Regions from separate parts of the Mus musculus genome. Here region 2 is linked to region 1. The links are chromatin contacts, found by Hi-C or POLR2A ChIA-PET in ENCODE. All regions are on one chromosome and are shown on one strand. Each heading gives the region's core, a stretch centred on a gene start or an enhancer-like site at or near the end of the contact. The rest is flanking DNA. Distances are from core to core; before and after follow the strand shown.

Evidence for each region. Hi-C counts contacts between places; a loop is a spot of excess contacts on that map. ChIA-PET counts read pairs that join two places held with the same protein, here RNA polymerase II (POLR2A).
Region 2: a map of heart shows a loop between it and region 1 (8-fold over the local background). The contact joins two enhancer-like sites. A Hi-C loop is called at or near these places in 18 of 37 maps with a recorded cell type or tissue (adrenal gland, gastrocnemius, heart and 4 more). POLR2A ChIA-PET finds 5 or more read pairs at or near these places in 3 of 5 experiments (Patski and embryonic stem cell).

The regions. Positions count from the first base shown.
Region 1 is chr2:131,094,690-131,099,488 of GRCm38, forward strand. No RefSeq gene overlaps it. Among named protein-coding and RNA genes, the nearest start is that of Gm30378, 6.3 kb to the right of the region's middle. Within about 2 kb of position 1,927, at least 1 of the 3 ENCODE cell types and tissues checked has a DNase peak (open chromatin) inside an H3K27ac peak, as active enhancers do; it is heart, where a contact is called at or near this core.
Region 2 is chr2:131,140,091-131,144,889 of GRCm38, forward strand. It overlaps Hspa12b (heat shock protein 12B), which reads left to right. Exons shown (of 13, transcript NM_028306.3): 8 at 809-983; 9 at 1,742-1,828; 10 at 2,560-2,664; 11 at 2,763-3,021; 12 at 3,532-3,635; 13 at 4,476-4,799. Among named protein-coding and RNA genes, the nearest start is that of Gm14232, 15 kb to the right of the region's middle. Within about 2 kb of position 2,686, at least 1 of the 3 ENCODE cell types and tissues checked has a DNase peak (open chromatin) inside an H3K27ac peak, as active enhancers do; it is heart, where a contact is called at or near this core.

The DNA.
Region 1 (4,799 bases), core at 677-3,176:
AAAATAGAGATTTATTACATAGTCCCTGGGTGGCCTTGAACTTGTGATCTTCTTGCCTCAGCTTTCTTAGTGCTTGGATTACAGCTGTGTGCTGCCATGTATCTGGCAACTTGATCATTTTGAAACTGGACTCCTTTGTTTCCAGTCAGCTATATTCAATGAATGCTTCTACTCATGGTCCAAGGTGGCTACTGGTTGCTCCAGCCATTAAGCAAGACAGAGAACCAGCTTTGTAACTGGGTAAATACTACAGATTCATTACTAAGTCCATTCATTTCTCCTACTCAGGCTCTGGGCTCCTGTGAAGGAGCCCCAGCCAGTTTTTGCAGTGTTTGTGCAGAGCCTCCAGCCTCCCCCAGAGGGCGCCAGAGCCCTCTGCTTCCTCCTCCTTCAGATACCAGGGTTTTTTGCATTAGAGGTGTGGGGCTCTTTGCTGGCTAGATTTTTTGAAGGTCCTGGGGGGGCAACTGAGCTCTCATACCTGGATCCAAAACAGGAAGCATGAATCTTTTGGAACATCAAAGCCAATCCCAACAACACACCTCTTCCAGCAAGACCACACTCCTTTTTTTATTATTAGATATTTTCTTCATTTACAATTCAAATGCTATGGTCCCCTATACCCTCCCCCAGCCCTGCTCCCCAACCCACCCCCTCCTGCTTTCTGGCCCTGGCATTTCCCTGTACTGGAGCATATGATCTTCGCAAGACCAAGGGCCTCTCCTCCCATTGATGGCCGCCTAGGCCATCCTCTGCTACATATGCAACTAGAGACACAGTTCTGGGGGCTACTGGTTAGTTCATATTGTTGATCCTCCTATAGGGTTGCCGACCCCTTCAGCTCCTTGGGTATTTTCTCTAGCTCCTCCATTGGGGGCCCTGTGTTCCATACAATAGATGACCGTGAGCATCCACTTCTGTATTTGCCAGGCACTGGCCTAGCCTCACCAGAAACAGCTATATCAGGGTCCTGTCAGCAGAATCTTGCTGGCATCTGCAATAGTGTCTGGGTTTGGTGGTTGTATATGGGATGGATCCCCAGGTGGGGCAGTCTCTGGATGGTCCTTCCTTCCATCTCAGCTCTGAACTTTGTCTTTGTAACTCCTTCCATGGGGTATTTTGTTCCCTATTCTAGGAAGGAACGAAGTATCCACCCTTTGAAGGCCACACTCTTAATCAAACAGCCCCCAACTGGGAACCAAGTATTTAAATACCAGAGTGGTGGGATGTTCAGCCCATCTTGAAGAGCAATAGCTATCTCACCTCCTGCCACAGGGACCACTTGCATAAAGATCAGTTACTAGATGGTGAAGGAGAAAGAGCAGAGAGAGAGGTTGTAAAGTCAGTGAAAGATGAATTGGGTGTAGAAATGCAAGTCTGTAATCCCACACTCAGAGGGTGGAGGCAGGAAGATTGGGGGATCAGGACCTGCTACATGACCCTAATTTAAAACAAACAAACAAACAAACAAACAAGCACAAAACAATAACACCAAGCTTGGTAGTACATGCCTATAATGCCAGCACTTGGGAGGCTGAGGAAGGACAATCTAGAGTTAGAGACCAGCCCATTCTACATAATGAAACAGAAGGAGGGAGGGAGGGAGCCTAGGGGTGTGGCTCAATAGAATTGCCTAGAATGCACAAGGTCCTGAGTTTGACCCCCAGCACTACATGGGGGTGGGGAGTGGGGACAGGGACAGAAGAAGAGGAGAGGGAAGAGGAGAAGAAAAAAGAAGCGGAAGAGGAGGAGGGGGAGGAGAAAGAAGAGGATCGAGAGGAGGAGGAGGAGGAGGAAGAGGAGGAAGAAAGAAAAAATGGATAGTAAACAGCTACTGAGGGCTGGGGCCTGGTGCAGTCCTGGCAGCTTTTTGAGTGCAGTACGTGGAGGCTAAGGAGCCTCCGAGCCAGCTTGTACTATCATCTCCGTTCACAGGAAGCTGAGTCACGGGGAGGTAAAGAAACTGGAGCCGGGGGTTTGTGCAGCAGCTGGGCGGGGATGGAATGTGAACAGGGGCAGCCATTTCCTGAGGCCAGCTCTGAACCACCCAGATACACTGCTGGCTAAAAGAACCAGTAAACAAAAGGTGAGCAGACCGACCCAAACAGAGAACACAAAGAACAGAACGGCTAGGAAAGGGGACATTTTAACGCCATTACATTCATAAAACCATAAAGCAGCCATCAAAGAAAAGAACAGAAATAAGTCCTGGGAATTTTAAATAGAATAGCTAAAAGGAAATTTTAATAGAAAGGAATATGAAATTCTGTGGTTAAGGGTTCCAAAATCAATCCACTCTTCTTTTTTCTAATTGTAATTTATTCTTTGTGTAGGTGTGCATGTACGTGTGTGTGTGTGCGTGTGTGTGTGTATGTACGTGTGTGTGTGCATGTGTGAGTGTATGTGTGTATGAACGTGCATGCATGCATGTGTGTGTACTTGCATGTGAGTATATGCATGTACCTGTGTGTGTGTGTGTGTGTGTGTGTGTGTGTGTGTGTGTGTGTGTGTGTGTGGTTCCGTGAGGTCAGAGGACATCGTTGTGGAGTTGCTTCACTCTTTCTACCTTTAAGGGGTTCTCCTGCTCATGTAGCAAGTGCTTCACGAGTGAGCCTCCTCATCCTCCTTTCACTCCTCTTTACTGGTGAGAGTGTGGGGGAGCTTGGGGACAGAAGGGCCTTGATTTCAACCAAAGCCATATTACCACTAAAATCCCAGTGACAAGAGGATAAGGAGTTCAAAGCCACCAGCCACTACATAGCAAGTTCCAAGCCAGCATGAGAAACAGGGTTTCAAAATACAAACAAACAAAAAGCCCTAGCTCTGTATTCTCTAGTGGATAGGTACAATCAGGCTGGGTCCTGTTTAGTACACAAGAGGGGCATGCTCCCACTGGGAGAAGCCCGGATAAATACAAGACTAAAGGCAGAAGAGAGACACTGTGACCCTGGGTCCTTAAATATATCACCCAGTCCCGGGATTAAGCCTTCCCTAAAGCTAAAAGCTACAAGGGCTCCAATTAATTATCCAATTATCTTTGTCTCCACTGTCTCCATCAGCCCTCAGATGAGCCACTGTGAAGGTAAGCTGCCAGGACTCAGTTGCAAGCTCATCTTTAAGGAGAAACTTACAACAAACTGAAATCACATAATTGCCTTGAGAGAGCAATTCATCAAAGAAAGGTACCAGGAGGGGAAGCCTGGGAGTGTAGCTCAGTAGCTGAGTACATCTCAGAGCCCAAAAGGAATAAAAGAAAAAGGGGGAAGGCAGGAAGAGAGAGAGATGGAGAGGAGGCTAAGAAGGCAGGAAGGGATACTGGCTAAACCCAGTAGTGGGCCCATTCTTCACTTACACAGCACCCAGGCTTGAGAATGTGTGCACGGCAAACAGGCTTGGAGACGCCTGGTTTTTATCACAGGAAGAAATAGAAGAGAACTAGAGAACTAGACGTGGTGGTGCATGCCTTTAATCCCAGAACTAGGGAGGCAGAGACAGGCGAATCCCTGCATTTGAGGCCAGTCTGGTGTACATACAAGTTCCAGGACAGCCAGGGTCACAGAGAGAGACCTGTCTCAAGGAAGAAAGGAAGGGAGAAAGGAAGGGAGGAGGGAGGGAGGAAGGAAGAATGGAAGAAAGGAAGGAAGGAAAGAAGAAAGAGAGAGAGAGAAGGAGGAGGAAGAGGAGGAGGAGGAGGACAAATGGAAGGAAGGAAAGTGTGACTATGCCCACTGCTCTCTCTGCAGTTACTAAAAAGCCTTATTTTCTTTCTACTGTAATCCAAAGAACCATTCTTTCACTAATCCTCACATCCGATTGCCACATCAATGTCATAGGTGGAGAAGTCTCAGTTCTCCTCTTCTTTCCTCCAATAGAGACCCTGGGCAGTCGCTCTGTGTGCTGGGAGTCATCAGAAAGCCCCTTGGAGGGCCTCGAGACCTCTCTGATCAGCTCTCTCTAGCCACAGTGCTTCCTGAGTGATGAGGAGTCTACCCTGGGCATTCCCTCTGTCTGCCCCATGCCTGACCCAGCAGCTCTGATGGGATCTAAAGGCTCCTTGTTCTTACAGAAGCCTGCTGCCCCCAGAGTTGATGGACCCAGCATGTTTAGCCTGAATGACGGAGAGAAAAGCACTGATTTCTTTTGTTGTGGTGGTGGGTTTTTTTTTATTTTATTAATTTATTTACTAATTAAGACAGGATCTCTTTGTAGTACTGATTATCTTGGAGCTCACTATGTAGACCAGGCTGGCCTCAAACTCACAGCGATCTTGCTTCTCTCTCTTGAGTGCTAGGATCTACGGGCTGCACTACCGTGCCCGGCCTCTTTCTTTGCTCAATTCCTATCCCATGTTCTTGGCTTTCTTTCTCCTTTCTCTTCTGCCCAGCCCTTCTGAGACAGACACATTCACCTGAGGGCCTCCCCGTGACATCACACTGGGTTCAACAGTTCTGTCCCCAAATGATGCTTCAATGAGGCTTCCCCCGACACCTCAACACAAACCTCATTTACCAGCCACACAAAATGCCTACCGAGGCCATCCTAACTATGGGTGTCTTTCTATGGCTCCTCCATGGAGCCCCTACTAGAATAACAGACAATAAGTGGAGCCAACACATCCCCCATCAGCTTGAAGAAGCTCCTGACAACATCTAACCTTCCCAAGATTGGATTCTTTGCTCTGTCAGGGAATAATGAGGAGAGCAGGCCATGATAGAGACCAGAGAGAAAACAGTCTCCAATACAAGCCTGACTCTGAAAGAACTCCTGGCCTTTCCTTCCAGCACTTCGGAGGCAAATGA
Region 2 (4,799 bases), core at 1,436-3,935, 46 kb after region 1:
GCAATATGCCTATAGCTGAGGGCCAGATGGGTGGCTATGGTTGTCCCTAGAAGGGAGGGACTTGAAGCACAGGGAGCCTCTCTGCAGGGTTCAGGTGTCCCCAGACAGAACAAACACGGCTGCCTGTTTACCTGCCCTGCTTCCTCTCACATTGCTCCTTGGTGCCAGCTCTGAAAGGTAGTCCTGGGCAGGAAGCCACCACTCCTACCTATCTTCCTCTTCCCAACCTGCTTAGAAATGCATGGAATTCCACAAAGTCTAAACTCTCTGGAGAGAGCCTTTGTCCCGCTGCAGGAAATGACAGACCCGGAGTGTTTCTCCCTACCCCACTGGCCTGTCACGGTGCCTGGAATTTCACTGTTTCCTTCCCGAGATAGCAGATTCTCTGGGAACAAAGTTCTCCTGGGAGTGGGACAACCTATGACCAATATCTGACAGCAGCCTGGTGAGCCCAGCAGTGCCCCACTGTCCCCTCCAGTCCACTGCACCCACCCACCCACCCATGCTAGAATTTCCCCAGTAACACCACAGCCAGCACTCGGGTAGCCAGCTCTGCCCCCGATATGGGAAACTTGCTGCCATACCATCTCCTGCTCTGTAGCCTTTGACTCCCTGGCCCTGGCCCTCCCTCCCGAGCCTGACTTCTCCGTGGTTGTGAGGCAGCTTCAGCTGTGTGCAGCATGAAGGGAACCTGGCAGGCTTAGCATAGATGGTGTGTGATAGGGGAAGAAGAGGTGAGAGCAGCCAGGCCCCAGAGCGCCATCTTATATGACTGTCTATGGTGCTGGCTACCACCTCTTATCCCCAGGCTGGCTTGGTGTCTCGAGAGGATGCAGAGAAACTCCTCATTGCCCTGGAGCCTGAGGCTGCCTCTGTCTACTGTCGGAAACTTCGCCTGCACCAGCTCATGGACCTGAGTAGCCGGACTGCAGGCCGTGGGCGCCTGGGTGAGCGGAGGTCTATCGACTCCAGCTTTCGACATGGTAAGCTGCCCCAGGGTTACTGCCTCATGCTGGGTTTGATGGCAAGTGCCCTTGGAAGGTCAGAGAGTCAAGGAAACTGGAGGTTCTATGTAGGATGAAGAAGAGGGAGTCATCGTCCTGAGGGAACCCAAGCAGAGGCAGAGGCAGAAATGTCCCTGGTAGACTTGAGGGATGGGGGAGGGGAGGGTGGTGCAGGGGGAGGCCACTGCCCTGGCTCCAGGACCTTAGGTTGAGGACAATCTCCCTTTTGACCAGGAAAGCAGAGTCTGAGGGCCAGGGAGACACAAACTGCCTTGGGGGCAGGTGTTCAATGGACACTAACAAGGGGACAGGCTGGGCCCCAACCTGCTCTTCAGAGGCTTTTCTTTAAACAGCCACCCTTCAACTGTTACCCCACACATCAGCCCTGTCCCACCCTGACCCTCAGTGGCCAACGTTCTTGCAGCCAGACCCAGGCACTGAGCCCAAGGACAACTGTAGTCAGTGTTGGTCTTCCTCCTAAATGTGATCTCCCTGGCAGGGAGCGGCCCCAAGCCCTGAACTTACTTCCCTGGGACACTTGGAGACATGTACCACCCAGGATTCTTCGAGGTCACTTGGGCCTGATTGTACCAAGGTCTACTCTTCTGGATCACAGAAATGCTTCTAGTGCCTGGGGCTTGGGGTCATTCTTGTTGCAGTGCTCTGGACAGCTGTGGTAAGGACAGGGTTGAGGCTGATAGCTCCTAACCTCACTCTCTTGCTGTGCCCAACCTCAGCCCGGGAGCAGCTGCGTAGGTCTCGCCACAGCCGAACTTTCCTGGTGGAGGCCGGTGTGGGAGAGCTGTGGGCAGAGATGCAAGAAGGTGAGGCAGCAGGGTGTGAAGGAACACCTCAGACCACCCAGAGAACCTTTGGGGGCCTGGGGCAAGGGTACATTTGTGAAGCTTACCCCTTCCCTCAGTCCGCTGCACCCCATCCTACTCACAGCTGCACCCCTAACTCATTCCTTCAGGAGATTCGGTTCCATGTTCAGCCCTCAAATCATCCCCCTTGCACACTCTGCATCTTTATTTGGGAGCTTGAGATGAAGCCCTCCAGCTCCTTCCCCTTTCCACACTGTCTCCCAGAGCTGTGCTTGGAACCTGGAGCAGGGCTGGAGGCTGGGGTGGGGGCAGTGTAAGACTGAAGGTGAGAGACAGGCTCTTAAATTTTTAAAATTATCTACTTTACATTCCTACTGAAGCTCTCTCCTCACCTCCCAGTGCCCCCCACCTTCCCTCCCCTCCTCCACTCTTCCTCTTTCTCTTCAGAAAAGGGGAGCCTCCCACGGATATCCACCAGCCTTGACATATCCAGTTGCAGTAAGACTAGGTGCATCTTCTCCCATTGAGGCTGGACAAGGCAGCCCAGGAGGGGGAAAGGGTCCTAAAGGCAGGCAACTGCTCCGCTGCTAAGAGTCCCACATGAAGACCAAGCTATATACAACTGCTACATATGTGTAGAGGGCCTAGTCCCATGCATGCTCCCTGGTTGGTGGTTCAGTCTCTGTGAGCCCCGACGGGCCCTTAATGTTCCCCTGTATTGACCGGCACAGGAGACCGCTACATGGTGGCCGACTGCGGGGGTGGCACTGTGGACCTGACGGTACACCAGTTGGAGCAGCCTCACGGGACCCTCAAGGAGCTCTACAAGGCTTCTGGCAAGTAGACCAGCAAGTACCCTTGCCGCCCAGCTCGCACAGGTCCCCTGGTGGCCTCTCTGGTAATGACACCCTCTCTATCTCCTACCCCGCTGCAGGCGGTCCCTATGGAGCAGTAGGCGTGGACTTGGCCTTTGAGCAGCTGCTCTGCCGCATATTCGGGGAGGACTTCATTGCCAAATTCAAAAGGCAACGGCCAGCAGCTTGGGTGGATCTAACCATTGCCTTCGAGGCCCGCAAACGCACGGCAGGCCCGCACCGTGCGGGGGCGCTCAACATTTCGCTTCCTTTCTCTTTCATTGACTTCTACCGCAAGCAACGAGGGCACAATGTGGAGACCGCCCTGCGCAGGAGCAGGTGGGCACAGGTTCACGAAGGCTCAGGCAGCGTTTGCTAATGTGGCCTGCTCTTGAAAGGGAGAGTCGTGGGCCCCAGGGTGGTTAATTACACACACATACACCATGCTAGACAGCCAGCGACAGGGGTGTGAATACTGGGTGGTAGGGCAGGTCCACCAGCAGTCAGGAATTGGCAGCCCAGAGTGGTGTCATAAGGGATAGAGGCTGCAAATTTAATCTTCCCCGTCCCAGCCCCATCACTCAATGTTCTTGGCTCCTCTGTTTTGAAGTAAGGGTAAGTTGTTCTGCCATCTCACGCATGAGTCGCATAAGCCAAGCAGACAGCAGAGTGGGATAGAGAAGAGTTTGTGTCCACCCCTTTATACACCATGCGAACAATCACATCTGCATTTCCTGTTGGGCATTCCCAACAGGATTTCCATGGAGCTATGGGTAGGGAACAAGGACCCCTGTCTAGAAGTGGCAGCAAACAGCGGGGGCCAACCTGTGTCTCCTTCACCACCCACAGTGTGAACCTCGTGAAGTGGTCCTCACAGGGGATGCTCCGGATGTCCTGTGAGGCTATGAATGAGCTGTTTCAACCCACGGTCAGTGGGATCATCCAACACATAGGTGAGTGCACGGAGCCCTACTCATCACCAACTTTAGGCTTGGGGAAAAAATTCTCTCCTTTATGCCTGGAAACCACCATACATCCTTACCCTAGGATGAATCCCAGAATCATCTATAGTATCTGGAACAAACAACATATGGTGATTAGTTCTGCCAAGCTAAAGGAGGCCTGGTCCCTCCATTTCCCCATTGTGTAAATGGGGTTAAATGAGCTGATAGTGTGTAGAGTGGACACTATCCTGGTCAGTGTGAATACATTCCTAGCCCTTTGCAGGATGAAGACGTAGCAAAGGAGTAGGGTGTTGGGGGCTGTCAGGACCACTGATGAGTGCCAGAAACCTTGGGTGCACGCCTTTAATCCCAGCACTCAGGAGGCAGAGGCAGGTGGATTTCTGAGTTCGAGGCCAGCCTGGTCTACAAAGTGAGTTCCAGGACAGCCAGGGCTATACTGAGAAACCCTGTCTCGAAAAAACCAAAAACCAAAAAAAAAAAAAAAAAAAAAAAAGGAGAGAGAGAGAGAGAGAGAGAAAAAGGTTACTAGTTAATACCTGGTTTTTAGGTATTAAAGTACCAGTGGGGCAAGGGCATGGTGGCACATGTCTTTGATACCAGCTCTCAGGAAGCAGAGGCAGGTGGATTTCTGTGAGTTTGAGGCCAGCCAGATCTACAAAGAGAGTTCCAGGGCAGCCAGGACTCTGTTACACAAAGAAACCCTGTCTTGAAAAACCAAACCAGAGTACTAGTGGAGGCAGCAGCAGAGATGGTGAAATGATGGGCCCTAGTGACTGTCTTCTTCCCTCTCTTTCTGAACCCCATCCCAAACCTGTCCCTGCCATGCAGAGATGCTGCTGGCTAAGCCTGAGGTGCAGGGTGTGAAGTTGCTATTCCTGGTGGGCGGCTTTGCGGAGTCGGCGGTGCTGCAGCACGCGGTGCAGGAAGCCCTGGGCACTCGTGGCCTGCGCGTTGTGGTCCCGCATGACGTGGGCCTCACCATCCTCAAGGGAGCAGTGCTCTTCGGCCAGGCACCCGGTGTGGTGCGAGTGCGCCGCTCCCCCCTCACTTATGGTGTGGGCGTGCTCAATCGTTTTGTGCCTGGCCACCACCCACCCGAGAAATTGCTGGTTCGGGATGGGCGCCGCTGGTGCACGGATGTCTTTGAGCGCT